Regions from separate parts of the Mus musculus genome. Here regions 1, 2, 3, 4, 5 and 7 are each linked to region 6. A link is a loop called in an ENCODE intact Hi-C map of the cell type or tissue named here. Cell type or tissue: left cerebral cortex. All regions are shown on one strand.

Region 1 (4,000 bases), 220 kb after region 6:
GATTTTTCCTAGCATTGCAGAATTTGACTCAATGCTGTTCAATTATTTGCCCTGTTGAAGAAAATCCCTGGTCCCTCCATTTCAAAGTACAAATTTTGTTCCATGAAGAAGCCTAGCAAATACAAGACTGGAGAGCTGCCACACCGCTCAACCTTCTATCTTGGTAAGCGGGTGTAGCCTCGGGTGATGTGCTCTCTCGTGGGGCAGGTCATACTAGATCCCTGGCAGCCTGTGAATCTCTCCTGTAACCATGACTCCTAAGCCACCTTTGTGTGATTTCTGCAGCCAAGTCATCCTACAGGGCAACGCTCAAACATTCTGCCTTCAGTTTGCCCTTTGTCCTAGCCCTCGGAGCCACCGTGGGAACACACCTGATGAATCATGGAACTGAGCCTACTAGGGAGCTGTGGGTAACAGGAGGCCCTAACAGGGACTTAGGGAGTGTCTGGGTACCCAGTGGACTCAGGGTTCAGCCAGGTTGTGGTAGCCCTCCCGGGCTTGGCTCTTCTCACACTGTTCATGACACTGTCTATTTCTCCTCACAGACCCCATTACCTTCTAATGCCCTCATCCGGTCCCAGGGCTGGGCCTTTCTTCCTAGATATTTGGCTTGGAGCTCCATCATTCTTGCTATGAGTTCCTTCTCTATTGCTCACTCTCATCTCAGACAATCTTGCAGGGGTGGAGGTGTGGAGGTGAGAGGAGCCGGGCCATAGCAAACTGTAGATGAGTCACCTCCCCAGGTTGATGTGGGGAGAAAAAGAATGGGTGGATGTGCTAGGAGGAAAAAATGACACTCAAATGAAGAGTACATCTGAATCAAACATTAGTCACTGGACCCAGGGGAGAAAGATGCCCTCTCCAGGAGGGGCTGTGTGTGTATAGGGCTGTGGGTGGGGATTTTGTTATGGAAAACAGACCAGACAGCATTAAGACCTACCACCCAATGTAACCATTTATTAAGTGTAGTTTAAGAGTGAACTGTAGGTCATTTAGATTCACGAATCAACATTCATTACAGATACCTATCAAATGGAGACTCTGTGTTAAATACAAGTAAAGGAGGCTGCACTAGATTTCATGCTCAAAGAAGGAGCCGAGCCTCTGAAACTTCTGTTGAAATATAGTTTTGGTTCCCTGATATCTAAAATGGCTAAGGCCAACCTGAGGTTAGAATGACACTAGTTTATTAATATAGACCTCCAAGACATGTCAACTTACCATCTGGGGACAGTGGGCCATGGCCCTATAGATGGAGGTCACAGTCACTCTAAGAAAGTTGAGATGGTTTAGAGTGAGTCTCTTTCACAGAAATTCATGCTTTTTGTTTTGCAGGACAGAGGTGGTACCTCACCCTCTCTCCCTTCCTTCCAAGAGACTGGGTCCTTCAGTCTAGTGTTGGCCCTCAGTTCCTCCTTCACAGACGCTGCAATGAACTTGATTTAGTAAGTTACCTGGGCATCCTTTTGTTCTCCTGCAGCTGATCATTTCCTCCAACTCTACCATTCTTTTTTCAATCTTTTCTTCTACGTTCTGCTGCCATTGGCTGCTTTCGGTCCTTCACAGCATCCTCTGCAGTCTCCAGGTTGTCTATTGCATCTGGTATTCATCTTGTCCAAATGTCCCTGATTTGTGCCACCAGGAGGAGGTGATGGATTGAATCCCAAGACCCGCTGCAGCTCCTCCTTAGGGGTTTTCACATGGATAAACATGTGGTCCATGCTTTACGAACTCCTTCCTCCTCCCTTGTCACATGACTGGCCTACATTTCCCCATCCGCTGTGTATTGAGCTGGAGCAGATAACTCGAGTTCTGTGCTGAAGGATGTTCAGAAAATGACTAGTCCCTAAGGAACACCAGCTACAGGCAGACAACAGCAAAGCTGAGTTGAGCTGTCAGCATTGGAGATAAAAGTTTTGGATTCTTGAGGAGGGAAGTTGCCCACCGTGAAGTCAAACTTCTGCCTACATCAGGAGGAGATGCACATGTATATGGAAGTATTTGGCTCTATTTATAACTTTAAAAAATATCCCAGATCAAAGCCTGTATTCCATTTGGTCTCTAAGCCCTTTCATAAGTACCTCTTTCCTACTTGGCGCTACCTCGGTTCTCCTGACCTCTCTGTTAGCCCCGAGCATGCCCATTCCTGCCTTCCTGCTCATGCCTGCTGCTTCTCCTGCCCTCTGCCTTCGTTTCCTTTGCTCATCTCGATTTGCAGCTTTTCCAGGAAGACCTCTAGACACTTTTACTCCGCGCTCCTCTCTCTAGCTCAGCAACAGACTGGGTCACTCTTGAGTTGGTTTGAGCTAGTCCTTTCTGGCCTCTAAGGCAAGAAGAGTCCCCTGGGCACAGGTCCTCTGTTCTGGGTATAAAATACAGGCTGAGGATGTGTGGGTAGGTTGCCATCTCAAGCATGCGGACTCTGTTCCTCGGAATGAATCACGTGTGGTGTGTTCTCCAGTAGACAATTTGCTTGTTCAATAAAAGGCTCACTGGGTGTCTGTGTTGGTTAGATCTCTGTTACTGAGAGCAAATTGCCAGAGAGAACAATGTAAAGGGAAGATTGCTTATTTTAGCTCACAGTCCTTTGGATCCAAATGAAGCAGCACATCATGGCAGGAAGCAGAGGTAGAGAATACAGGAAGTAGGTAGGACAAGAAGTAGCCTTCAGGGGGAAACCCCTGCTAAACTTAACCAGAGCCCACCTCCTGCTGTCTACTACCTCCCAATAATACCATCATGTTAGGAGCCCATATGAGTATGTGTAAACCATTCATTATGTCAAAGCCCTTATGATTTAATTGCCATCCCAGAGCTTACCAGCTTGCAGCCAAGTCCCTGATGCGGGAGCCGGTAGGAGAGACTCTATATTCAAGCCATACCAATGCCATTGCTATAGACAACTATACTGACAGCTACAGGAACCCATTAAAATGTGACAGCCCTTTCATAAATGCTGGAATATGGAGCGCCATTGTCTGATTTGCTTCTGTCCTGACTAGTCACAGGGAGATAAGGGACAGTTTCACGTTTCCCTTAAAGCTCTATGGTAACACTGTAACTCCAACACTGAACTCCGAGACTCCATGTGGCTGGAGCCAGACCTCAAGAACAAAGGGCCTGTCATTGTTTTCCTCTTCAGCTTGGAGTCTAACAGTTCACTCTCTTGACCTTGTTACCAGAACAGTGGGCTCACAGGACAGGCTTGATGAGAAGAGAGGACACTTTCCATCATAAATAATTTCCCTGGATCGTTCTCCAGGGGGAGGATATGCAGCAGGCTGAGATAGAGGCCAAGAACATGAGAGGAGCTGTAGAGGAGACCCCCCCTCCCCTTAAAGAGATTTAGAATGTCAACCTCATTAGGGTAAGGTCTATGCTTTTTTTTTTTTTTCTGATCCCAAACATGCTGAACTATAACTGGCATACACTAGGTATGCAGGGCTAGACCGGATAGACACCTTTTGGTAATCTCCTCATATTGTTTGGAAGGTACCAAGAGTCCCTAGGAAGGGACAGACACAAGCAGGCAGAGTGGGATGGAGATCTTGTGTTAGATGTTCCCACAGTGGGGGCTGAGTGAAGGATCCTTTTGACTAGAGAGGAATAGTGTTCCCAGCCAGTCGCAAGGGGCCACTGCATGCCTGAGAGAGGCAGGTAGGCCAAGACAGCCCCAGGGTGACTGAGAGTAGCTGATCATGAGCCATGACAGCTCTTTGACACATATCAGCAAGGTTAAATAGACAGGGGGCGCCATATCCTACAGGTCCTCTAAAGGACAGAGGAGTGGGGGCTACCTCTGCACAGTCATGGACATGAACTATCTGAGTCACCCAGACAACATCTTGAAGAGCTAGAGGGAGAAAAATCTAAAGATTGTCTTGGAGGGGAAACTATAACTATCATAGGAAACATTTGGAGTAGTCAGAGACGTGGAAAATTGCTAGGAAGCGTATTTCAAATCCGTTTCTACTCTTCTAAGTTGGAGGTTGTGCAGCCG
Region 2 (4,000 bases), 200 kb after region 6:
TTCTGCAGACCCTTTAAATGCGATTGGCAGGGAGAAAGCTACGGCCCTGAGACCATGTCCTTTGCCTTTAATGCTATTATCACGTACATGAGCACTGCCAGCTCCATTTCACTCCATGCCCCATGCTCCTGGCACACTGAGGACTTTAGTGTGATCTGCTGGGCTGAAGTGGCTCTTATGTGGTTGGCAGGATCCTTCCGGCTACTACAAAGGCTGCCAATGCCCCTGGCTGTGGCTTGAGATACCCTTTTGTTCCTAGGTACTTGGCCCGGAAAAACAGTTGTGTTTTCAACGGCTTATCATGTACAATGTGTTCTCATCTCTCTATAACCTGAGAAGTCATGGCGATCTCCCTTGCCTGAAGCTGTCCTTTCTAGTAGTGCCTGTATGGGGCTCACAGGGTGGGGTGGGGGGCACCATCAACAAACAGCTTCAGTGGATGGACAAGTACAGCAATTCTCTGGGCCATTTTAAAGATCCAGTGGGCCTCTGGTGAGGCTCAATGGTGAACTTTCTAGTGTGTGTGAGGCCCTGTATTCAACCCCCAACGCTTCCCTAAATAAACAATAAGCAGTCCGTGTCGCTAAATCTTATTACATAGAAGTTGCATTGAAACTGTAAGTCACAGACTAGAGACCTTTTTTGCTGGTCCATCCTAGAGATGATTGTTTGAAGGTTGGATGGAACAGAACCATGGGGCAGAGCACTGGTGGTGGGGAAAAATTTGGAGGCACTGTTAAGCTGTCAGCTCTTTAGAGTGGCTGCTGCATGCAGGTATTGAACCTTACGCGACTATGACACTTTAGACAGACTCTTTCACTCCATCTGCATGACAGGCACAGAAGGCAGAAACGTTGCTTTACCTCAATGGTGAGGATGTTGAGGACACCTGCTTGTGGTTGTATAGCTAGCAGATGGTAGAGCCAAAGTTAGAAGTTACATAAAGTCCCCACAGTTCCCGTCATCCAATGCGGGCCAGCCACTTGGGCTCAGGAAGAGATCAGGATGAGTCAGGCCCTCTGGGACTCCTGACTGTGAAGTCTTTGGGGGAATGATCTGAGTCATGAGGATCACAGGATGCCTTCCTTACCTTTGGGAACCATCAAACATTTGCAGAATAACTTTCCACCCCCTCTTTCATTTGTCTCTGACTCAAACTCGCCCAGTGATTCTCAGCCTGTCTCTAACGAGAAGCATCTCTCTGAGGAGACGAAGATTAGTCTAGAACCCAGGGCATCTGATTGCTGATCTGCACCTCTCATCTGTTTATCAGAGAAAATAGCATTGTCATTAAGCATTGTGCAGAATACTTGCTGGAAGCTCCCGAGTTAACAATGTTATATGACTGATTTACATTTGTGTGTCCAGTATACAGAACAGCAAGGGTCTTGTTGCAGAGATAATCCATAGCTTTGGACCAAGGTATGTTGGTATTTGTAATTTATCTATGAATCAATGAGCCCCACTGTCCTGGCTTCAGAGTCTTTTTTTTTTCTTTTTAAATTGAAAATAACATATTTTTTATACAATATATTCTGATCGTGGCTTCCTCTCCCCCTTATTCCTCCCAGATCCTCCCCACCTCCCCACCCACTCAACTCTTTGCCTTCCCTCTGGCTCTTCAGAGTGATTCTTAATGGCTCATCTTCCTCCTCCTTCTCCCCTCTTCCTCCCACTTCCTATTGTGTAGCTGTTAAGAATTAGAATCGTTTGAAATGCTTCTGAGGTAGGAGCCTCTTTGTCAAAGACAATCTCAGGCAGACTGCTGATATGGCAGGCGGTTTTGAGCAAATTACACAGCAGGTAGTTTATGCCATCAGCAGCTAATGTAAAAGAATCTAGTCTTTTCCTCCTGTGCCTGGATTCTCCTTCAGTTGCCCAGGGTATGCATGAAGAAGTTCACTCTGTGAAACTGCTGAATTGACCAGAAGGTTGCTGTGGTGGTTTGAATATGCTTGGCCCTCTTAGGAGGTGTGGCCTTGTTAGAGGAAGTGCATCACTGTGGGTGTGGGCTTTGAGATCCTATGCTAAAGCTTTACCCAGAATGGAAGAGACCCTCCTCCTGGCTGCCTGCAGAAGACAGTCTCCTCTTGTTCAGATCAAGATGTAGAACTCTTGCCTCCTCCAGTACCATATCTGTCTGCACACTACTGTGCTTCCTGCCATGATGATAATGGACTGAACCTCTGAAACTCTAAGCCAGCCCCAATTAAGTGTTCTCCTTTATAAGAGTTTCCTTGGTCATGGTGTCTCTTTACAGCAACGCAAACCCACCTAAGACATTTGCTTATTCTCCAACCTTATGCCAAGTGAGAAGGGATAAGAAAAGAACAGGGAAAGGAAGAATGGAGACACATGAATGAGAAGAGTGGGGGCCATACTGAGCCAGCACTCAGGGCAGGATTCTAAGATGTCCACAGTAGAAGCCACTCTAGCAAGTTTAAGCACTCAAATCTATGAAGAGTGTGTATAGCTAAGAGGGTAGTAAGGAAGGTTGGTGAGCATGCTTTAGACTAGACAGAGTTCCTAGGAAGGATTTCCAAAGCCATATAGCAGCACTGAGTGGCTGAGGGGGCTGGCCCCACCCCCATAGTGAAACAGTGACTGTGACACAATCATACTGCTTTTGGTGGATCTAGTGCTTTTAGATCAGGAAACCAATCAGAACATTATCACTGTACTGAGGGTGTAGAACCATGCCTCTATCTCCCCTGGTCCACATCACAAAAATGGGTGCCTTGCACTCTGTCTTGCTCCCACATAACTCAATTCATAACTAAATTCTGATACAAGTGCAGTTGAATGATGGATACTGAATAATTCACCTTAAATGGCACCTCACAGAAAGCTGGGCTGGTCCCTAACACAGCAGTGGTCAGAGGTGGGGTTTTGTGACTAGATTATGAGGTCACTGGCTTATGAATAGATTAATCTGTTGTATAGATTTATAGTCACCAGGCTGCTCTGTCCCCTCACACTCTCCTGAGCATGGAGTTGGGAGGTGGGAGGGTCAGCAGCTCAAACTTCTGAACCGGCAAGGCAGAATAAATCTCTCTTCCTTACGTTATGTCTCTCAGGCATTTGTGACAGTGATGCTAAGTCTGGCCCACTCCTCTTACTTCCAATTTCTTTGCTCTCAGTTATTACTTTTGCATTGGATAAAGTTCTTACCCAGTAAGTGTAGTAGTGAATCTTCATTGTCAACTGGATGTAGTATCACCTAGGCAACATGCCTGTGGGCATTTCTGTAAGTGTTTCCAGAGAGAGCTAAATGTGGGTGGTACCAACACATGGACTGGGGTGGGGGTGGGGGGTACTTGACAGACTAAAAAGGGTAAAGGACAAAGTATGGGCACCGTTTATCTCTATCTCCGTTCTGGCTATGGATATAATGTAACTACCTACTTAACTCTCTTGCCACCATGATTTCCACAAGATGACAGACTGGATCCCTTACATCCATGTGCCAAAATAAACCCTTTCTCCCTAAGTTGGCTTTGTCAGGCATTTTGTTGCAACAAGAAAAACTACTGATACTGTGGATGAGCTATATACTACATATTAAGCCTTTGATGGTCTTGTTTATACAAAGTCACACAGACATTGTCACCACGGAAGTATCTATTTTAAGAGATGCCCCACAGGATTCTCAGCATTCTGGATCTATTATTCTGCCTTCAATATGTAACAACCACCTCTTTATCAAGCTATTGTTTCATAACCACAAAGAGCCTAATGTAGCTAGTTGGCCTACTCAGCTTCTAGTTCAATGGGGCCATTATTTTGTCTACTGGGGGAATCATGACTTCTATAGCTTGGGAGCTTAAGGTCTCAGGAGCAGGAAGCAAATATTTTTCAAATAGGTCATCAGATGTAAGAGTTGGCCAGAATGTACTGCTTGGTTCTGTGGTTTGGCATTCTGGATGCAGGACAAACATCACAGTCTATCTGTTGATCATTTGATGCATCCTGCCTCCTACAGCCTTGCTTAATATTGTCT
Region 3 (4,000 bases), 210 kb after region 6:
CTATCTCAATGCCTCTGCCTCTTATCCAGCCCTCCCCTTCACATCATCCAGCCAGAAACCATGTCCATCCTTTCAGACCTCTCACCTCCTCATATCACCCCAGCAACCTGCATCACACAAATATTGCACACGCTGCTATGTACTTATTTGCTACATATATTTTTCCTATACTCGACACAGAGACTAGCTATCCTTCAAAGCTTCTATTTGGTAGACAACTGGGACTCACTCTTCCAGTGAGAGAAGAACTGGGCAAGCTGCTTTCATGATATTTTGTTAGACTAAAAATATTTGCCCATAGGGGCTCATCAGGGTCATACACTTCTGTGGGGATGGTCCTGCCATTGGGGGTACCCGCCTAGGGCACTGTGCTCTTCCTGTCCATGTGTATCATTTGTGAGTTCACCGGAAAAAGCAGTAGTAATTGGTAACATTTATAGCAGCACAGTGGAGAAGCTCCACTCTCCCACTTCTCAGCTTGTCACCATCGGCTTTCTAATTTATAAAATTGGAATCAGGATATTATCTAAAGTAGAACAGAGGAAGTATGCAGATTATTATAATTATGTAAAATGCCCGGAAACCAAACTTCGAGCACTATAGATTTTTATCAGACAGGGCCTGATTTCACAAGTTTTTTTTTTTTTTTTAACTGAATTAACAAATTATCGTGTGTCTTTGAGTCAGGGAAGTGAAGTAAATGGATTGCGCGAATATTATTATATACTAAATTGGGTCCCCTTCCCCCACTTTGTATGCTGAAGCCCTAACCCCCATTACTCAATATTTGGCTATAGTATCTTTATAAAGGACATTTCAATGAAATGAGTTTGTAGAGTTGGGCCTTGATCCCGTGTAACGAGTGTCTTTGTGAGAAGAGAAAATTAGGGCTCAGATTCACATAAGGGAGATCGTGTGAAGAGGAAGAGAAGGCAGCTGTCAGTAAGCTGTGGAGAGAGGCCTTAGAAAATACCAATCCTGCTTGTATTTTCACTTTTATGTATTTTGTGCTTATAATTTCATTTCTAGAAGTCTGAGGGAATACTCTTGTTGTTGTCTATGCCTCCCAGCCCCACAATTCTTCCTTATGTCAGCCCTAGAAATGAATACAGATATCTTATTAAAACTGTCTAGGACCACAGGGCAATGTGTGGGGTGACCCTGTACCAGAAGAGAACCCTCCAGTCCAACCTCAACTGGGTCCTTGTGTGCAATGATGTCATACTAGGTTAGTCCCTCCTTTCCACTTGAGTCCTCAAACCATTCATACAGAAGTCAATTGTTCTCTTGGGACACATGGGCTTTATGTGAACTACTACCACAAACACTTGACATCTTATTTAAAATTTTTCTATGTATGAGGGCATCAGGGAAGGGTGTGAGGAACTCCTAAGTATTTACATACCATTAGCAGAGCGGTGACCTTAGCCCTAGTACACCCTTCGCTCAGCTCAACTTCAGTAAAACTGACATTGAGTACTTGACATTAAGAGGATCTCTAAGGTCAGGTTGTCTGCATTCATTAGGTCGGCCAATGGGCCCAACACCCCCTCCCATGCTCTTTCTTTCTTTCTTTCTTTCTTTCTTTCTTTCTTTCTTTCTTTCTTTCTTTCTTTCTTTCTTTCTTTCTTTCTTTCTTTCTTTCTTCCTTCCTTCCTTCCTTCCTTCCTTCCTTCCTTCCTTCCTTTCTTTCTTTCCTGTTTTTTTTTTCTAGAGTGGTTTGACATTTGTGCATAGTATTAAGAAAGATCACAGAGACTGAGCTGCGCCTGCTGAGAGGTTCAGCTCATATTTGTTAATCTCCTGTGTGGTGCAACTCTGGCACCCAGACAAGCCCGCATTCACAGGGGAACAAAGCACTGGTTATGTGTGTTGAAATTCCTCAGAGAAAATGTCTTGCAGGCTGTTGGGGAGCGCATGAGGGCTGGAAATCCTGCAGTGGGTGTTGCTCAATGTCCTGGGAAGATGGTCTGCTGGCATCTGAAGGCTCACCCTTGAGGGGAGTTGCTGCACACTGGGGCATGAGGGGCTGGTGAAGACAGAAGGAGCATGGGCGGCTGGGTAGGTGGAAACTGGCTTGGATGCTTCCTCCACACTCCTCCCTGGTCACACTGGAGCCGGACCTAGGCTACCCACTTTAGGAGTCTTGTGAGGATATCCAGCTACAGCCAGGCTTGTCACTGTGCCCACTGTCTCACTAGCTTGGGACTAGATTTTCCTGTTTTCTGGGACGGAGTAAGCTTAGTTATCTGGGTATCCTTGGCTTTGATTTAGAGAAGTAAGAGGGTGGGGAGAGGGAGAAGAGGTTTTAGATGGGCATCAAAGGATGGGACGGTTAGGTAGGAATCGTTAGGTATAAGATTGAGCTAAATCAGCGTGGTTCTAGGTATTTTGAGATGACAATAAGTGTCTAGAACAGAGGTTCTCAACCTTCCTAAAGCTGTGGACCTTTAATACAGCTCTTCCTGCTGTGGTGAACCCCCAACTATAGCATTATTTCATTCCTACGTCATAACTGTAATCTTGCTACTGTTATACATTATAATGTAAATATCTGCTATGCAGGATATCAGATATGTGACACCCCCTAAAAGTCTTGCTATCCACAGGTTGAGAGCCTACTGGGCTAGAGGAAGATAGAAGATGAGTTGGATGTGGGGGGAGCACAAGGAAAGTCCACTCGGAAGGCATGAGGAATGGGTTAGAATGGTGGTTCTCACTATGCCTCTGGACCAGCTAGAACAGAATCTCCACAGATAAGAACTCGAGCTTTCACATTTGGGGCACACACAAGGATTTGTCAGACGCCATGCCAGATTCGTGCACAACTTGGTGTTTTGCTCCTGTTGCTTTGAACTGTTAAAAGCCAGGTCAGTGAAACCTTCTCCTCCTGAGCAGACGCCACTCCATCCACAGCAGTGGGCAGACACCACTCCATCCACAGCAGTGGGCAGACACCACTCCATCCACAGCAGTGGGCAGACACCACTCCATCCACAGCAGTGGGCAGACACCACTCCATCCACAGCAGTGAGCAGACACCACACTCTATCCACAGCAGTGGGCAGACACCACTCCATCCACAGCAGTGAGCAGTCGCCACACTCCATCCACAGCAGTGGGCAGACACCACTCCATCCACAGCAGTGAGCAGTCGCCACACTCCATCCACAGCAGTGGGCAGACACCACTCCATCCACAGCAGTGAGCAGTCGCCACACTCCATCCACAGCAGTGGGCAGACACCACTCCATCCACAGCAGTGAGCAGTTGCCACACTCTGTCCACAGCAGTGAGCAGTCGCCACACTCCATCCACAGCAGTAGGCAGACACCACACTCTATCCACAGCAGTGGGCAGACACCACACTCTATCCACAGCAGTGAGCAGTCGCCACACTCCATCCACAGCAGTGGGCAGACACCACTCCATCCACAGCAGTGAGCAGTTGCCACACTCTGTCCATAGCAGTGAGCAGTCGCCACACTCTGTCCACAGCAGTGGGCAGACACCACACTCCATCCACAACAGTGAGCAGACGCCACACTCTGTCCACAGCAGTTCAATTTAGACCTGATTAGGAGGCTTGAGCAGCCCTTGGGGTGCAGCAGGTCTGCTGTCCTTTATATCCATCAAAGGCTATCTGGTTCCACCTAAGGATTGGCCAATTCATAGGGCATTTCACAATTCCAATGCTTCTTTCAGACTCTTTCTCCACACAATATGCCCTTAAAGAACTTACTCCAAGTCAAAGCAAGGCCTTAGTGTGGAACCCAACAAACACTATCTGAGTGAAAAATGATTCAAAGAAACAAGACTACCCCCACCCACTCCTCATTTGGTAGACCTGAGTTTGGTTGAATTAAATCCATAGTTACCTCATACAACTACAAACTTAAATTATAAATCATAAGCCCCACACAAATGACCCAACACATCATTTCTGACAGTGGCTTGTTCCAGGGAGTCGAACATAGCCACAGCCTACAGAGTAGTCCTT
Region 4 (4,000 bases), 320 kb after region 6:
GAAACTCAGATGGGAAAAGAGATGCTGACACAGGCCCGGGGAACAAGTGACCCTGCCCCAGCAGAGAAAAAGACTGGCAGTTTCAGGGCTTGTGGCTCTAGGGTGAAGCACGTGAGCACCCTTGGGTTGGGGCTCATCTCAACGTTTAGGGTTTGTTTTTTACTTCAGGAAACAAGCTTAGAGAGATTTCAAAACAACCTGCTTCAAATGCCTCGCAGTGTGTGGGTAAGAAGGGACTGGCCTTCATGTTCCCTCTCACAGCGTGCTACTTCTCAAATGTGTTATTTTTCCTTCACCGTTTTCTCCTCAGACCTTCTCCGTGGCTTGAAATGAAAACTCAACCTTTGGAGCCAGCAAGGCCTCTGTGGTCCACAGAAGGCTCTCGGTGCATATTGATCAATAAAGACCCTGTTCTGTGTCTCAAAACCAGAGAGCTTCAGGCCCTCTCCAAACCAGTCCTATATCAGCTGTACAATCTCAGGGAAATCCCTGACAGAGGTTCCTGACAGGGCTCTCGGGTTCCCTTTCTGTAAAATGGGGATGGGGATAATACCGCCGGGAGGAAGGGGGCGGTGACTGAGAATAAGGTAACGCTTATAGGATAGCTGGCGCCATGCTATTTTTAAGTCAGGCATGAGCTAATTCTTCAAGAAAGGGAAGTAAAGACATGGAGGAGTAACTTGGCCTTGAAGTGTTGAAATCTAGGATGTCTACAGTCTCTGGCAGGTGAGACAGTACCTCTTTCTGACTCCTCCATCATCACCTAGTCATGACGGTGCAAGTTTCAAAGGCCCGGTGAACATCATTCGCTTCAAATGCAGTATCTGAAGATGTTGGGGTTTTTTTTGTTTGTTTGTTTGTTTGTTTGTTTTGTTTTAATTATGGTAGGAACTAGAGAAGTGATTCACTGGATAGCATTTGCTCTATCAAACAAACCTAAAGCAGACTCGGTAGCACGCATCTGGAATCTCAGTGCTGCTGTGGTGGCATGGGTGGTGGAGACAGGAGAAATCTCTGGGAGCTCTAAGGCCAGCTAGCCTGCCAGCAGTCAGATACACATCGGTAGGCGAGGCTGACCTCTGATGTGAGCACGGGAGAGTGTGTGTGTGAGTGTGTGTGTGTGTGTGTGTGTGTGTGTGTGTGTGTGTGTGTGTGTGATATTTGAAAAGGAAGCTACATATGCAAGGATTGACTCTCTTCCCTCTTAGCCCTGTGAGCTGGACAATCTGTTTCACAGCCCAGCATTGCTTGCATAACAAAGGCTTGGGACCATTGACTGCCATCTTTCTGGGATTGATCCTAAAGAAGCTAGTCCCATGGTTGAATTGGATCGCACGACTCCAAATTGAATTTAAAACAAAATTTAGACAATACCTAGGGCTTCACGGTAGCACAACCCACAGGAGACACTGTCAACTGGTATGTCCACAGTAGTGAGTAAATGTGCTGCGATAGCCAAATGTTTTCTTCGCAGATGCTATAGCCTTCATGATCTATTTCCTTTCCAAAGCTCTGCTCAGTAGCAGCTATTTCTAAAGGGAAATCCATATTTCTATTGTTACCACTGCAGTATATAGTTCTAGTTAAACTGGAGTTTTTGACATTTAAGGAGAAGAGTGCCCCCTAGTGGAGGTAAATCCAATCCAGTGGTAGCCAGCAGGCCCCAGCGTTACAACCTATTAACTAGGACTCTCATTTGGGAGACTTCTATAATTCTCTTCCCAAAGACATGCATGGCTTAAGGGTCTATCACAAGATAGATGCTTTATTAGGAATAACAAAAAGAAGGTGGATGTTGTGTTTCCATGAAGGGTACCGACCATGTGGGGGAAAGGATTAAGAAAAAGATGGTGGTTGAGAATAGGCCTAGACAAAGTAAAATGGATCATGTCCTAGTTAGCTTGTCAACTTGACACAAGTGAGAGTTATTTGGGAAGAGGAACCTCATCTGGGAATACGCTCCCTTCAGCTTGCCTGTAGGCAAGTGTGCCGTGTATTCTCCTGATTCATGAATGATATGGGAAGGCCCAGCAGGTGGTCCTGGGTTGTATAAGAGCACAGGCTAAGCAAGCCATGAGACAGAAAGCCAGTAAGTGGCATTGCCCCCATGGCCTCAGTTCCTGCCTAAAGTTTCCTGCCCTGGGTTTTCTCAGGAATAGAGAGTAAAATGTAAGGTGCAGTTAACCTTTTCCTTCCCAAGTTGCCCTTGGGTGTGGTTTTTATCACAGCAATAGAAAGCAAGCCAGGCCAGGCGACAGGCAAGACCATACTTCTTCTTGCTTGCGCTTGATCTCAATCTCTCTCTCTCTCTCCCTCCCTTCTTCCCCCTCTCTGCCAGTGTGTGTGTGTGTGTGTGTGCTACATGTGTGCATGTGTGTGCAGAGGTCAACGGTCAACATCAGACGGCTTCTTCTATTGCTCTCTACTTTATCTTTTGAGACAGGGCTTTCCACAGAACCTGGGGTTCACTGCTTCAGCTGAGCTGACTGGCTAATAACCTCAAGAGATCCTCTCACCTCTCCACCAAGTGCTGTGGTCCTCAGACACTGCTGTGCACAGCGCCTACCTGGGCACAGAGGACCCAGGAGCAGGTACACATTCAGTGTCATTCTGGTTATTGTCTAATATTTGATTCTGAATGTGGGCAGAACCTTCTGTAGTGTAAGTTATATTCAAATTCAAGGTGCCAACAGTAAATCAACTTGCTTGCAAAATCCCTGGACACTTATCCATCCCCCCCTGCCCTTCTGTAGTACAAGGCTGCAATCTGTGCTTACAGGTTTGTTCTTCAAAGTTCTTTAGTAGCAGCACACGGTGCCCAGAGTTTGGGACACCTCAGCTTCCTTTGCCCTAGTATCCGACACTAAATAAGGCACAATTTCTGCCCCTAATAACTCATGACAAGTAGAGAAGATGGTAAATACATTTCCCTGGCAGGCATTAATAATCAATGACAGAGTTCATGGGCAGCTCTTTTTGTCTTTCTTAATGTAGTGATCCATGTGACTCTTACTTATTCATCTCAGTTGGAACTAAAAATAGACCCTCTCTTCATTCTAGCAGATTCATTCATCCCAGTATAAATTCATTAATCGCAGGGCATCAAAGGTGTAAAGGAAGAAAAAGAGGGCATCCTAGACAGACTCCTTACTATTCTCGCCTAAGCTGCCTCTGTCTATGGACTTACCTCTATATGAATGTCATCTTAGGATCACTATGAAAACTGCTCATTGTCTGAGGGCTGCCCCAGCTGATGACTGGGAAGGAGAACACCCAAGTCAAGGGTCTGTGTGAGAAGTGAGACTGACTGCAGAGGGTGGGAAGGCTGCCATCTCTAATTAGAAGGCTCGAAGGAAGCCAAGCTGTGTTTTAGGGAGGATTCCAACATCTGTGCTCTGCTTCCTTCACAGGCAGCCTGCCCCGAGGGCCCTTTAAGAAGAGGCTCCACACTCACCTGGTACACACTACGGTTGCTTCTTCCAGCTTTACATCCTTGAATATGGTCCAGAATTGTATGTTCAAATTCTACCTTTGGCCACAGAATGAGTCTCCCCAAACCCCAACCCCCAGTGGAAAAGAAGGGAACAGGTTCTCTTTTATTCCCTTTAATTTATTTATTTATTTATTTTACATCCTAATTGCAGCCCCCTCTCTCCTCCCACTCCCCCTCACACAGCCCTTTCCTTCCCCTTCTCTGAGAAGGGGTAAGCCTCCAATGGGTACCAACCCACCCTGTCTCATCAAGTCACTTCAGGACTAGGCACATCCTCTCTCACTGAGGCCAAATGAGGCAGCTCAACTAGCGGAATGAGATCCACATGCAGGCAACAGAATAAGGTAACAGATAAGCCCCCAACTCCAAGTTGTTGGGTGGGACCCACTTGAAGACCAAGCTGTACATTTGCTACATATATTTGGGGGACCTACGTCCAGCCCATGTTTGCTCTTTGGTTGGTAGGTCAGTCTCTGGGAGCCCAAGGGTCTAGGTTAGTTGACTCTG
Region 5 (4,000 bases), 420 kb after region 6:
TATGGAAGAGCAAGTGTCCCAATCTGGGGACAGACCACCATCTGAGGAAGTTACAAATACTCAGAGAAACCCCGGACACTCAGGCATTGCAAAGGCAGCCCACCCACTGGGCTCTGAGCGTCTGTGACTTCTCTAAGACATGACAGTTTGGTCCTTCAGTCATCACAGAGAAGGAGGAGGAGGAGGAGGAGGAGGAGGAGGAGGAGGAGGAGGAGGAGGAGGAGGAGGAGGAGGAGAAAGAGACAGTAAAGAGGGAGGAGGAAATGGTGACAGCTAAATCATAAGATGCTTCTCATCATCTCTTCTTCATCATCTCTCCTAGACCACAAAGGTACAAACCTGACAGAGTCCACTGACCAGCTACCTCGGACAAAGGCCATCTATGAACTTCAGATAAAATAAGTCCTTCAAAAATTCCTGGTCCTTACATATCAGTGATGCCATCATATGGTCATCCAAACTCTTCAAAAATAATGATACTAGCAGAAAGAGGAGGCAGCGTGATACTCCTGGGTACAGACTCAAGAGAAGCTCACCGTCCACGCTCACTGTGGTACTGTTCATAAATAGCTAAGTTATATAACCAGCCTAGGCGCCCCATCTATGGACTGAGAAATAAAAACACTATACGCACACTGGAGTGTATTCAGCCACAAAGAAAAACAAAACCATATTATTTGTAGGAAAATGAGTGGAACCAGAAATGATCGTGTTAAATAAAATAAGCCAGACTTAGAAAAAAAAAACAAAAACAAAACAAAAAAAAAAATCACTCCATTTTTTTCCCATGCAGAACCGGCATTTAAGAAGAACAGTGGGCATGAAAACAAGGCAGGCTCTTTAGGAAGAGACAAGGTTCCCACAAGGAGAGAAAAAAGAAAGGGCAGCAGAGGAACAGGGGAGCTGCGATGTAAGTGCATTGGATGCGTATCCAAAATGGGAGATACGGAAACCCGCTCGCATACAATATTCCATTCAAATAAGATCTAGGGAAAGGGCAGAAGAGCTGCACAATCAACTGGAAATTGTGGCCCAGCGACTGAGCAGTAAACTGTGGCCGATCCATCATCCTCTGAACAGCGGACAGCACCAGCATTTTCCCTATTGGTTGTAGAAGATGTGCTTGACTCAACAGAACTAAAAATTCTCTCTTCTGATTCAGTCCTAAACAGAATCTCACTCTAAATGTCAGGAGGTTTTTTGTTTTTTTTTTTTTAAAATCTCTCCACTTGCCTGCTTGCTTGTCTGTTTCTAACTGGAGACTGAAACTGTTGGGAATCTGTTTGATTCGGTCCAGGGGATATTTTGGTGTTCGGCGTTAGCTTTCAAAAAAATACAGGGAACCAATTCTGGTTCTAACTAGTTCAAAAAGTGGTTTGTTTTATTTTTAAAGTGCACACATTTGGTTCTTGGTTTCTAAGTTTGGTTTTCTTTTTAGTGTCTTTTTTTTTTTTTTAAACTTGGAAGTAGAGTGCCTGGTTCGGCTTATTTGGGCTCTTGGCACTTAATTCCATTTGAGTTCTGGCTCTGGACTCCCGTTGGTTGGCGCTAACAATGCGGCTTGCTTGGCTTGCCTTTGCAGGCGCTGGCACTGTGCAGCAGGACAGGTGCTGTGTTCTTAAACCGGGTGTGCATAGCCAAGGAGAAGCCCGATAACAGCACACAAAATGCTGGCAGTAGAAGGCCCCTCTGAGGCCAGGAACTCCAGCGCTCCTCTTTAGAGAGACTAGGGACATAGAGTAGGGAGCCATCTGAGCCAAGATGGTACCATTAAACAGCTGGGAGTCAAAGTGCTGATGTCCAGACTCCTCTATACCTCGCTGGCCCGTTCAGAAGTAACCCTGCAAAGTCACATCTAGACCCTAAAATTGACAATCCGGGGAGCAAAGCAAAATACTGAAAGGCTGTTCCTCCTGAACCTCTCCGTATTCCCTGAGCCTTGCCAGGGCCTGGAGTGGGAGGGAGAGACGCCCAAAGCTCTGCATAATGATTCAGAGACGCAGTGGGTGTACAGAAAAGCCAGCAGGTATTTAAAAGACCCAAGGCACTCACGTAGGAACAAGCCTATAAATTCTACCCCATCACTGTTGCCAAGGAGATGCAGGTGGGCCTGGAGCTGGCTCTCTGGCAGGAAACTCCCACCTCCCCCCTCTCCCCCGCCCCCCACACATTGTTCATGCCGTACACAGCTTCTTATGACAGCCCTCCTTCCCAGCCGGATGACCAGAGATCCACTCCTTTTCCTGGATAATGTGGCTCATTTATCCAAATGTCAGCTGGACCAACATGCTCTGGGGGGCTGCAAGGAACCCAAAATGCTATTTCTCCTGTGCCCAGAGATGCTCGGCAGGGAGGAGCCTTGTGTGGGTAGAAACCCCGAGATGTCTACAGTTCAATGCAGGAACTGCAATGCAGTCCATACTGATTCCATATCACCTATTCAGCCCTCCCTGGCTCATCAAACAAATACAGGGCTGAAAATGTTCTCTCAACAGCCTACACTCCAGTCAGTAAAAATGTTGTGCGAAGCATGAGAAGTGAATCCACGTCTTTAGTTGCATGACTGTGTGGCCAGATTCACAAAGATGAGAAGACAACAGCTGGGCTCGGGCTGCAAGAACCCACCTTCTGACCTCAGCAGGAGAGTGTGGGGAAGAAAGGGTTAAGCCACAGTTTGACTCCGTTTCTTCCCCTACCTCTCACAAAGGAGTCTGTAATATATTTCAAATCCCCTCCTTGACTTCGGGGTACACCGAGACACCTTTTGATTCCGAACACAGCTGCTGTGAAAATGGTGGCAGCTTGGCCATATGGCACCCGTCACCTGTCCCCATAAGGCAGCATCAGACCCATCATCATCCATAGGGTATTTAGTCTACCCTTCCTTCCTCTGATGGTCAACATGGCTGCACCCAGAGTGATCCTCCAATTCCTGTGACCATTCATGGTGCTTCATGAATGTGGAAGATGGATCTAGCAGCGTGACTGTTGAAAGCCAGGGGTTAAAGCCCTCTAAATTAGCCCAATAAAGCCATTAAAATGGAGACGATCTGTCCCATATGTTATTGGCCACAGTGTTGGGCCGAATTAATTATTGCATGAGCCAACAACTAATGGGGGCTGAGAGTTGAGTGTGTAGTTTGATCTAGATGCGTGCGATACATAGGGGAGTGAATGGGACAGAGAGAGCCAGCCTCACAGAGAGCAGCAAGTCCTGGAGGGACCTGAAGAAAACAGCATCTACCCTTCGTCCTCCCGTACTAGAAGAAAGCCATGTTCCTGGATGTCTTGGTCTTGTCCCTTCTTCCTTACTCCTGTAGAAAGCTCTGCAGCAATGTTTTGCTCTTCCGCCTGAGCTCTGAGGAAGGAGGAACGAGTCTGCATGCCCTGACCATGGTGGGCCTGGGGTAGCTCTATTTCTACCTAGCTGTTGGAACTCTCAGCTACATGAAGGCATAGGATGAGGGACGAAGAGTGTGGCCCGGTGGTAGGCTGCTTTCTTAGCATTATGCCAGGTGCTAGGAAGACATCCCCCCCCCCACCCTGCACTGCAAAAGAGAAAAGCAGCAATGAAAAGGGAATAAGGTAGGTTCCTGGGCAGAGCTAAGAAGCCGTAGATCAGGTAGGTTCACAGATAGAGCTAAGAAGCGATAGATAGGCCTTCCAAGCTTGCTGGAGTGTTGTGTGCTTCTTTCAGTATTTTCAGGGTATGACACATAAATGGTCCCAGGGAAATGCCTTTCAGTGGGATAGCAGCCTCCTTACATGATTAGTATATGCAAATGAAAGAAACTACATTAACGTTACAGTCAAAGCTTTCCTTCTTAGACCGCACAAGGTTCTGGGTAGCTCTTGGGGTTTGAGTTCATGCAGACCCAACTCTGTCCCTGATGGGAGCTGTTGCCACTGCTGGAAAGTGGGGACAGACGTGTCACCACATCCCCCCACTGTGGGCAGATGGAGGACAGTGACATTTGTGCTTCTTTCTCATCCCAGGTGC
Region 6 (4,000 bases):
GAAACATAAGATTTCTAGTATGTACCAAAACTTGATCGATGTATAAGATTAACAATAGTTTCGCAAAGTTTTAATTCTTGCTTTTAAAACCTTGCTTATGAAAAAAAATCTTTTAAAGAGACCCCCCCCAAAAGGGGGAACATCAATTTCTTTTAAGGGGGGGGCCGACAAGCGCTTTGGCCTGGAAGGACATCACTTCTAAAAGGGTTATTTTTTATTTTCTCTCCCCTATCCCAAGGTTGGTGGGCACCCACTCTGTCTCCACTTGCCTACTGCCTGCCTCCTCACTCCACCAGCAGAAGAGAGCCTTGGGCCAATGCTCTCATACCTAGCCACATTTCCCGGGCAGGATTGGGGGTGGGAGGGAGGTTTGCTTAGTTCCTATGACTGCCCCCTCCTAGAGCAGACATTTCCTTCTTGCTCTACCAAGACCTTTCAATAGCTGGCAGAGAGAAGGAAGGACGAGGTCGTGGCTCAGCACACACATCTACATAAACTAAGGCTGACAAACGCTGATCTCTAAGACCAACACATACACACACACACACACACACACACACACACACACACACACACACACACAAATTATCATGTTAGGCTCTTGCTTCCAAGGGCTGCTGAACTTCTGTCTAGAAGAGGGAAGGAGCTGTTCCTGAACAGATGAAAACTAAGCAGTCCAGGCCTGTGACCAGGCCTAGAAGAGCGTCACCTCAGAGGACTGGGAAGAAGGCCTTTGGCATTTGAGGGGGTAGGGTGATTGATCCTCCCGGCCCAGTGAGAGAAGGGGGTGGAAAACGCGACTTGAAGGAAATGCTGCCTTTCTGTGGGCCAGGCACCCATTACGGATGGGACTGTCATTTTGCCCAGAGGCCACCTGTCCTGTCCAGTCTTACATCAATATTCGCCCTGAAGCATCTCTCAGAACTGGTCTGGCCTCGCCTGTCTCCAGATCCGAATCCAGGACCGGTAGAGTGCCGCAAGCCATAGGTTTAACATTAAAAATATGCCTCCCTCCCTAGGCGCTCGGCCGACCCCGGGGCCCGCACCCAGGAAGGAAGCCTAAGGGCTCAGGCTCAAGGCAGCTGCCGCTCCAGCTTCAGGGCAGTCCCAGGCGGAATTCTTCCAGGAAGAAAAACAAAACAATCCCTGACTCCACGTGGGACTGAAGTACTCCTGAAGCCAGGGTTGGAAGACATGGGCTCCGACTCTCAATCCAACCGCTGGGCAACCCAGGACAACCTAGGACTTTCACCCCGAAACAGTTTCACCTTTCCCACCCGCGCGATCTCGATTCAGGGGCCCAGGCAGGACACCCCGCCGAGGGAGGACCCGGGACCTGCGCCTTTCCTAGGCAGGGCTCCGCGGATACTGCGTGGGGCCCCGGTTCAGACCGCTGGCCGGTCGCGAGGTCCGGAACCTGTGTTCCTGGCCGTCGCTCCTAAAGCGTTTTAGGGAGCCGGCTGAGAGACTGGGGCTCGGCTGCAGGAGCCACAGGCGGTCCTTGCAAAAAAAAAAAAAAAAGAAAAGAAAAGAAAAGAAAGAAAAGGAAGAAAAAAAAAGAAAAGAAAAGAAAAAAATCGCCCTGGCAGTTCAGCCTCAGATCAACAGCAGCGTTTCCCCAGCAGCTGACGGGTCAAATGGTCAGGAAACAACTGCGGAGAACAAAGCCCCCCGCTGTTCCGCACGGCCAGCCTGGCTCGCCCGCACCGGGTGCCGTTCGGAGGGGACGCGAGAAAGGGTTTCGCTCCCGGCCTCCCTTCCTTAAGGAAGACAAGACACTAAGAGGAAAAGTCTGGAAGACGGGGCGAAGAGCCTCGGCAGGGAAATGGGCGGCTCTTGGAAGGCGGAGGTCGGACAAACCTCCAGGCTTTGGAAGCAAAGACCAGACCCGCGCGAAAGAATGCACGGAATGCGGTGGCCGGAGGTAGGGGAGCAGCGCAGCAGGGGGCGCCCGACCCCCCCACACACACACACACCCCGCACCCTACAGTGCTCCCCAACCGGTGGCCGGCACACCGAGCGAGCTGGCAGGTGCGGCGAGCGGTCCCTCCCCTTTGCCAACGTCTGAGATACTGCGCGATCCTTTTGGGGTGTCTGACTTCTCAATGTGACAAGCCACCCTCTCTCCGGCCACCTAATTTCCTACGCCAGGGTTCGCTCGAACCAGGCACGCGCCGCTGGCAGAGTCGAGAATGATGTGTGAACAAAAGGTGGTAACTCTCTGCTCCCGGGATTAGCAGGAGCAGGCGCGGTTGTGCCTGGTGTCCCCCCACCCCCCCAAATACAGCACTTCAGCCTCCCTTAGACCGGGGCAAGTGGGGGTTGGCCGCCATCCAAGAAAGCTCTGAGTTTAGGCAGCGGGGAAAAAAAGAGATAGCTCCCCAGGTCTGCACCCCAATTCTCCTTTCCTCATTGACCGATGTGTATGAACTCCTGAGACAGCTCCTACCCTAGCATTCACCTTCCTTCACCCCCCTCTAGGGTTCCCGGGGTTATACCGAACCAGGCCTCTCTCGTCCCCGTGGGACCTAAGAGCGCGTTCTCAGTACTTGAAGCTGGGCTGCGCAGAGGAACCGCTGCCAGCATCCAGGCCAGAACCGTTCGCGTAAACAAACACGGAAACTCCAAGACGCGTGCGGATTGCAGGTGATTGGGGAAACGCGCCAGCACGGCCTCCCCGGGACTCAGGCTCCAAACCACAGCAAAACCGTTCACACTGACACGCACAAAGACACGCGAGGAAGGGGACTCCAGCACCCCGTAGTCACTCGGGTACTTTCCTCCCAATGCCCAGCAGGGCTCAGGCCGCCAAGTCCCTTACACTACCTACCCTCCCACCTCGCTCTCCCGGGCACCCACGTTTACCTTTAAGCAGGCAGATGTCCGTGCGCTCCGCGTTCCGGCGCAACGCCTGCACGACCAGCGACACCGTGCTGTCCTCCCGGAGACTCTCGGCGCGCGGGCTGCGCTCGTCGTAGACGATGACAGCCGAGTAGAGGCCAGAGCGCAGGCGGGCACGCACCTCTTCCTCGGCGGGCAGGATCTGCTCCAGGCTCACGGAGCCCTTGGCCCTCCGCCGCACGATGGTATTGCAGCGCACGTTCACCGAGCCTCGGATGTAGCCCGCGCTGTGAGCCAGAAACGGCCTGCAGTCCAGCAGCAGGCACTTGCCGCCGCTCAGCAGCCCCAAGGCGCCGTGGCTGCCGCTGCCGTTGCCGCCCGCGCTGCCGCCGCCGCCGTTCTCATCCCGGTTCATCAGCCTTTTGAGCACGCTGCAGTCCATCTCCCGCAGTTCCTCCATCGTCACCATGTCGCCGGCAAAACGCAGTAAGCTGGGGAGCTAGCTGGAGAAGGCCAAGGGCACCGGAGCCAGCTAGGCTAACAAGAAGGAACCAGGCGAGGGCTAAGAGGGCGCCTGCAGAAGTGACCCGCAAACTTGGCCCCAGGCTCTTCTCCCTCTAACACCCCTGCTTCCACCTCCCGCAGCCTCAACGTTACATAGCAGTCCCAGCCTTCTCTGGCGCCAAAGCTGGCGGGCGCGCGGCACCCGGGGCAAGCGATCGAGCAGGGGAGTGTGTTTACGAGAGAGGGCTCCTCTCGGTTTGTCGCCTCTGGTGTGTTTTGCTAGCTAGGGCTGCTTCTGCCGTGGGCTCCGCCGTTTCCCCCACCGCTGCACCGCCGGAGCTGCACGCACTGCCCCAGCCAGAGTTTCCTCCTCTGGCTTAGAGATTTATTAATGCTCGCCGGCTCTCCCGGGGGAGGGAAGAGTCATTACTACCTCGCCAGGCCCCGCCCCCAACGCAAGCTTCCCGCCCCGCCCCCACCCCGGCTCGTGAATGGAGCGCCGGCCCCCTCGCACCCAGTCACGGGGACTCGACGTCACAAAGAGAGGAGTAAACAGGGCGCTCGGTGCTGGCTGCCAGGCCCATTCATAAAACGGAGACCTAGAGGAAGAAAAGGAGGCAGCCTCCGACCCGCCCGCGAGCCGGCGGCTCGGGGA
Region 7 (4,000 bases), 590 kb after region 6:
CATAGCAGCAGTTGATCACTCATGACTCAGAATGACTCACATATTGGTAAAGATGTGGAGGCAGAAGATGACATGGACTTGCTAAGGAGCTGGCCAATGTAAGGACACAGGAAAGGTAAGAAATTAATAAAGCTCTTTTTCTCTGTTATCAAAACTCCTATTTCACTTATTGTAAAAAGAAAATGTTAAAGAAAGATGGAGAGGAAAATAAAAATGGATTTCCTCTATCCTCCAGACAAACACCATGAACTTCCTAAGGTTACTGCTTAAGTTATTAAGGATTTCTGTTGCTACATAGAGACACCATGACCATGGCAACTCTTACAAGGGAAAACATTTCATTGGCGACTGGCTTACAGTTCAGAGTTTTAGTCCATTGTCATCATGGTGAGAAGCATGGTGGCAAGCAGGCAGGCACGGTGCTGGAGAGGTGGCTGAGAGTTCTCATCCAGATCCTCAGGCAGCAGGAAGAGAGCACAACACTGGGCTTTAGCCTCTGAAACCTCAAGTCCACTCCTTGTGACACACTTCCTCCGACAAGGCCACGCCTCTTCCGACAAGGCCACGCCTCCTCATAGTGCCCCTCCCTATGAGTCTATGGGTGTCAGTTTCATTAAGATTACCAAACATCTAGACATTTCTCTGTGCATATATTAGAAATACTTGCTTTGGATAGTTGCAAGTTTACGTCTAATGGTCTCTAATAACTTTTGCTTGTAAAGTTTTTCAGTGTAATCGTCCTATTTTTGCCCAAACCAAAGTTCACATCAACTGCTAGATTTCTAGCATTCTTTGAAATCTTTTTCTGTTAAAAAGAACCCTATTTCCTGCTGTTGAAAGACGCAGGCAGGAAGTTTACTTCAGACCGTGGCTTGTCGAGGAAAGGGTGATATACCAGCTTCGGTGAGATTTTTATAAAGGAGCTGCCCTTGTTGTGTTTGAGAATAGAACCCAGAGAAATTGGCAGACAGCATTGAAAAAAGGTTTTAGACTTTGGAGGCCATAGGGGTTAAAGCATGTGGCGCTCAGAGCCTCTCTGAAGCCACAGACAGCCTGGTAAGGACGCCACACAGTCAGCTTGTTACATAAGACCACGCGTGGCTCTGCCTCCCCGCCTTCGCTTTTGGGGGATTTGGTTTCCTGTCAGGAAACAAGGTGTCACCAAGAGAGCTCTCTTCACAGAGCTGCCTTCAGGGCTAATGAGATCACGACTTCTGAGCTCCTCTGAGAAGCAGGCTACCTAGATTGAGGACAAACATTGCTCTAATCGGGTTGTGGTTTTTTTTTTTTTTTTTTTTTTGAAAAGAGCCACGTGGCTTCCTTGCTTCCTGTAGGATGGTCAGTCCTGGCTCCAGGGGCACCCGGGAAGTTTCCGGCTCTTTCTCTTTCCATCCCTACCCCAGGGAGAGCCTCTGTGTTTATTCCTGCTTGCCATGCCAAGCTTCAATTGGTTCCCTCAGGAGCTAGCCCCCATTACAATCCAAACTGATGCAAAGATCACCAAATATCAAGGGCTGGAGCTGAGCAACCCTAGAGGGTGTACCGCCCAGATTCTGCTCGGAGGGCTGCCTGGGGTTTCGTTTGTTTTTATTTCAGCATATCCTCCAATGGATGCACCTTTGCTATGTACGTTCTTGAAAACACCGGAGCAGTGTAGTGCATTCCCAGAAGCAAAGGGAAAGGCAGGAGTCTCTCTCCAGCTGGGTATCCATCAGCATCTCTTTGCATTTCAGAGCCTCCGGGAGCATCCTGCCAGGGACTCAGGAAAGCGACTTTCATTAAGCCACACGTACTGGTGCGGCCTTCAGTTTCCCTGAGACAATGCTAGGGAAAAAGGGGGAGAAAAAAAGAAAAAAGAAAAGAAAGGGCAAAACTATTCTGCAGCCAGGAGTACCCTCTAGTGTTCAGTTGAAGCCTGAACTCTGGCTACAGCCCACAAGCCCAATAAAAATAATGGGAGGATCTATGTGATTATACCGAAGGTTGCCTCTCCGGAGCAGCTGCAGTTTTTGCTTCATTGACCTAAGCTTCACAAGTCCCTTTGAAAGTACCGGGGCTAGAAAGTATAGTGCATGCTTTTAATCGCAGCACTCGGGAGGCAGAGGCAGTTCGAGGCCAGCCTGATCTACAGAGCAAGTTCCAGGACAACTGAGGCTACATAAAGAAAGCCTGTCTTGGCAGGGAAGTCGGGGGTCGGGAGCTCTGGAATGAATATGGTTTTTTAAAGGAAGATTCAGTCACTTATACACTCCCCAACAGCAGTTAGTATCTGGGTTTAGCCATGGAATAGAACTACATCTTACATCATTAAACTAGTTTCGATGGCACTGAAGTTGTAGAAAACATCGAGGCTGTGGTTGGAAGTTGAAGAGTTCAAGGCCAGCCTGGTGTATAGGTGAGACCCCACTGGCAGAGGTGTGGGCAGGGGAGGCGGGGAGGCTTTGTACTCTGCTGGCATCATTGTAACTGAAAAGTAACATAATCATATATTTAAATATCAAGAAGTAGCTTTCAAGTCTGACAGTACAGAGTCTACTGTGTGGACACGTGCAAAACCCAACTAGTTTGGAAGATGTTGTAATGACAGCTGCGTTCCAGTGGGGGCTTGATTAGGGTTTGGGGGTACGTCTTTTTTGTTATCTATGTTTTTGTAGCTGCTCTGTTTTGTCTCAAATTGCTTGTTAATACATATCTAAGCTGGAACAAAGCTTTCCTGTCTGTAAGGCCCTTCCAAAGCCAAGCTAAGTAACTAAGTGGCTCTGAGATGCCAAGTGGAGTTCCATATGATCATTTCAAAGCTTGTATTTCCAATGCCAAGGATGCTATTAGTTAAGAATAAAGCACAGTAAGTGTACAATAACAGGAAAATTTTCAGAAGCACCATGGATTATATGAATGGTAGATGAATCATAGGAGCATCAGATGAGTAAAAAGTTGTGAATAAATCAGAGGACAAAGCTAATAGCCACCACCAGAACTGTGTGCGCATCCTCTTAACCAAAAAGTTCAAAAATCAATTTAATATGTTCCATATTGTTGAAGCTTATGGTTTGTTCTTGGTTTTTGTAAACTTCCTGGACTTCAGAACTTTCTATGGTAATGGACCTTGGGGGTAAGAAAGCTGGAATTGGGCCTGTGAGACGGCTTGGTGCATAAAAGCTCTTGCAGTCAAGCCTGGAGGCCTGAGTTTGAGCCTCATGGTAGAAGGAAAATCCAATTCCCACAAGTTGTCCTTTGACCTACACACACACCACTGGCATATATACAGAATACATATATGCACACTCTGTGTGTGTGTGTGTGTGTGTGTGTGTGTGTGTGTGTGTGTGTGATTTCAGAGAGATGGAATTTCATAGGCCTCTGCTTTGTTTATTCTTTGTATTCATGACCAGGGGATGCTCTTCCAGTCTCAGCAACTTATCCAGTTTCCCAGAAGTGTTCTCACAAGCAGAGGCAGAGTAGCCAGAACAAAGTGGCTGTCTACAGAGCAGCTTGCTAATGGGCAGATCACTCTTGCATTGCTCTGCCAATATCTGACTGAGACACTTACAGAAGGAAGGATCTATCTTGGCTCACAGCTTCAGAGGGCTCAAGCCATCATGACGTAGAACGTATCACGGAGCAGTACAGTTCATATCGGCAAGAGCCCCTTCGTGAGCTTGTTCTATCAGCTACACCCTCACCTCCTACCAGTTCTACAGTCTTTCAAAATAGTACCACTAGCTAAGGAATGAAGATTCAACTTGTAAGGTGGAACAAGGCAGGAGGAAGAAATTTGGACCTGAGGAGTTGAGTCCCAGAAGATGGAGATGACCCCAGGAGGGAATGGAGGCAAATAAATGTTACTTGCTCTCCCATTGTTCTGACCTGGAACAACTCAAGGAGAAGCTTAAGGCAAAGCATCACAGCAGAAAAGTATAGCATTGTGATGTCTAGGAAGCACATAAAGACAGAAAGAAGAAGCAAATGTCTTCCTACCAGGCTCCATCTTACATAGCTC

What was found. Peaks named below come from ENCODE experiments on the same cell type or tissue, not always from the same donor. Only the 100,000 strongest peaks of a DNase experiment are listed, where the experiment ranks them.
Region 1: a loop joins it to region 6, with 2.3 times the contacts of the local background. A loop is called at or near these places in 5 of 42 quality-filtered maps.
Region 2: a loop joins it to region 6, with 2.2 times the contacts of the local background. A loop is called at or near these places in 15 of 42 quality-filtered maps.
Region 3: a loop joins it to region 6, with 2.2 times the contacts of the local background. A loop is called at or near these places in 14 of 42 quality-filtered maps.
Region 4: a loop joins it to region 6, with 6 times the contacts of the local background. A loop is called at or near these places in 41 of 42 quality-filtered maps.
Region 5: a loop joins it to region 6, with 15 times the contacts of the local background. A loop is called at or near these places in 24 of 42 quality-filtered maps.
Region 7: a loop joins it to region 6, with 5 times the contacts of the local background. A loop is called at or near these places in 16 of 42 quality-filtered maps.

What each region holds. Positions count from the first base shown.
Region 1 is chr8:34,587,921-34,591,920 of GRCm38, reverse strand. B930018H19Rik (RIKEN cDNA B930018H19 gene) reads left to right here. Exons shown (of 5, transcript NR_040706.1): 4 at 1-163; 5 at 1,336-2,501. Among named protein-coding and RNA genes, the nearest start is that of Gm46068, 4.9 kb to the right of the region's middle. In left cerebral cortex, a CTCF peak has its summit at 3,747; DNase peaks (open chromatin) are centred at 716 and 2,438.
Region 2 is chr8:34,610,276-34,614,275 of GRCm38, reverse strand. The region is part of intron 2 of B930018H19Rik (RIKEN cDNA B930018H19 gene); the gene reads left to right. All of the region lies in intron 2 of Gm34096 (a long non-coding RNA gene), which reads right to left. Among named protein-coding and RNA genes, the nearest start is that of Gm34096, 5.6 kb to the right of the region's middle. In left cerebral cortex, no CTCF peak of the experiment used is centred here; DNase peaks (open chromatin) are centred at 975 and 1,747.
Region 3 is chr8:34,599,002-34,603,001 of GRCm38, reverse strand. The region is part of intron 2 of B930018H19Rik (RIKEN cDNA B930018H19 gene); the gene reads left to right. Among named protein-coding and RNA genes, the nearest start is that of Gm34096, 5.7 kb to the left of the region's middle. In left cerebral cortex, no CTCF peak of the experiment used is centred here; a DNase peak (open chromatin) is centred at 1,895.
Region 4 is chr8:34,482,754-34,486,753 of GRCm38, reverse strand. All of the region lies in intron 2 of Gm46038 (a long non-coding RNA gene), which reads right to left. Among named protein-coding and RNA genes, the nearest start is that of Gm40489, 4.2 kb to the left of the region's middle. In left cerebral cortex, a CTCF peak has its summit at 1,635 (motif pointing left); a DNase peak (open chromatin) is centred at 1,627.
Region 5 is chr8:34,390,786-34,394,785 of GRCm38, reverse strand. No RefSeq gene overlaps it. Among named protein-coding and RNA genes, the nearest start is that of Gm33831, 6.0 kb to the right of the region's middle. In left cerebral cortex, no CTCF peak of the experiment used is centred here; DNase peaks (open chromatin) are centred at 521, 1,307, 1,556 and 1,986; H3K27ac peaks cover 2,677 bases.
Region 6 is chr8:34,807,039-34,811,038 of GRCm38, reverse strand. Dusp4 (dual specificity phosphatase 4) reads right to left here and starts at 3,429. Exons shown (of 4, transcript NM_176933.4): 1 at 2,866-3,429. The coding sequence starts at 3,310. In left cerebral cortex, CTCF peaks have their summits at 1,916 (motif pointing right), 3,066 and 3,643; DNase peaks (open chromatin) are centred at 2,303, 2,754, 2,977, 3,849 and 3 more places; H3K4me3 peaks cover 3,370 bases; H3K27ac peaks cover 2,925 bases.
Region 7 is chr8:34,213,314-34,217,313 of GRCm38, reverse strand. Gm29243 (predicted gene 29243) reads right to left here and starts at 484. Exons shown (of 4, transcript NR_166073.1): 1 at 358-484. In left cerebral cortex, a CTCF peak has its summit at 1,907 (motif pointing left); DNase peaks (open chromatin) are centred at 1,086 and 1,757; H3K4me3 peaks cover 616 bases; H3K27ac peaks cover 1,054 bases.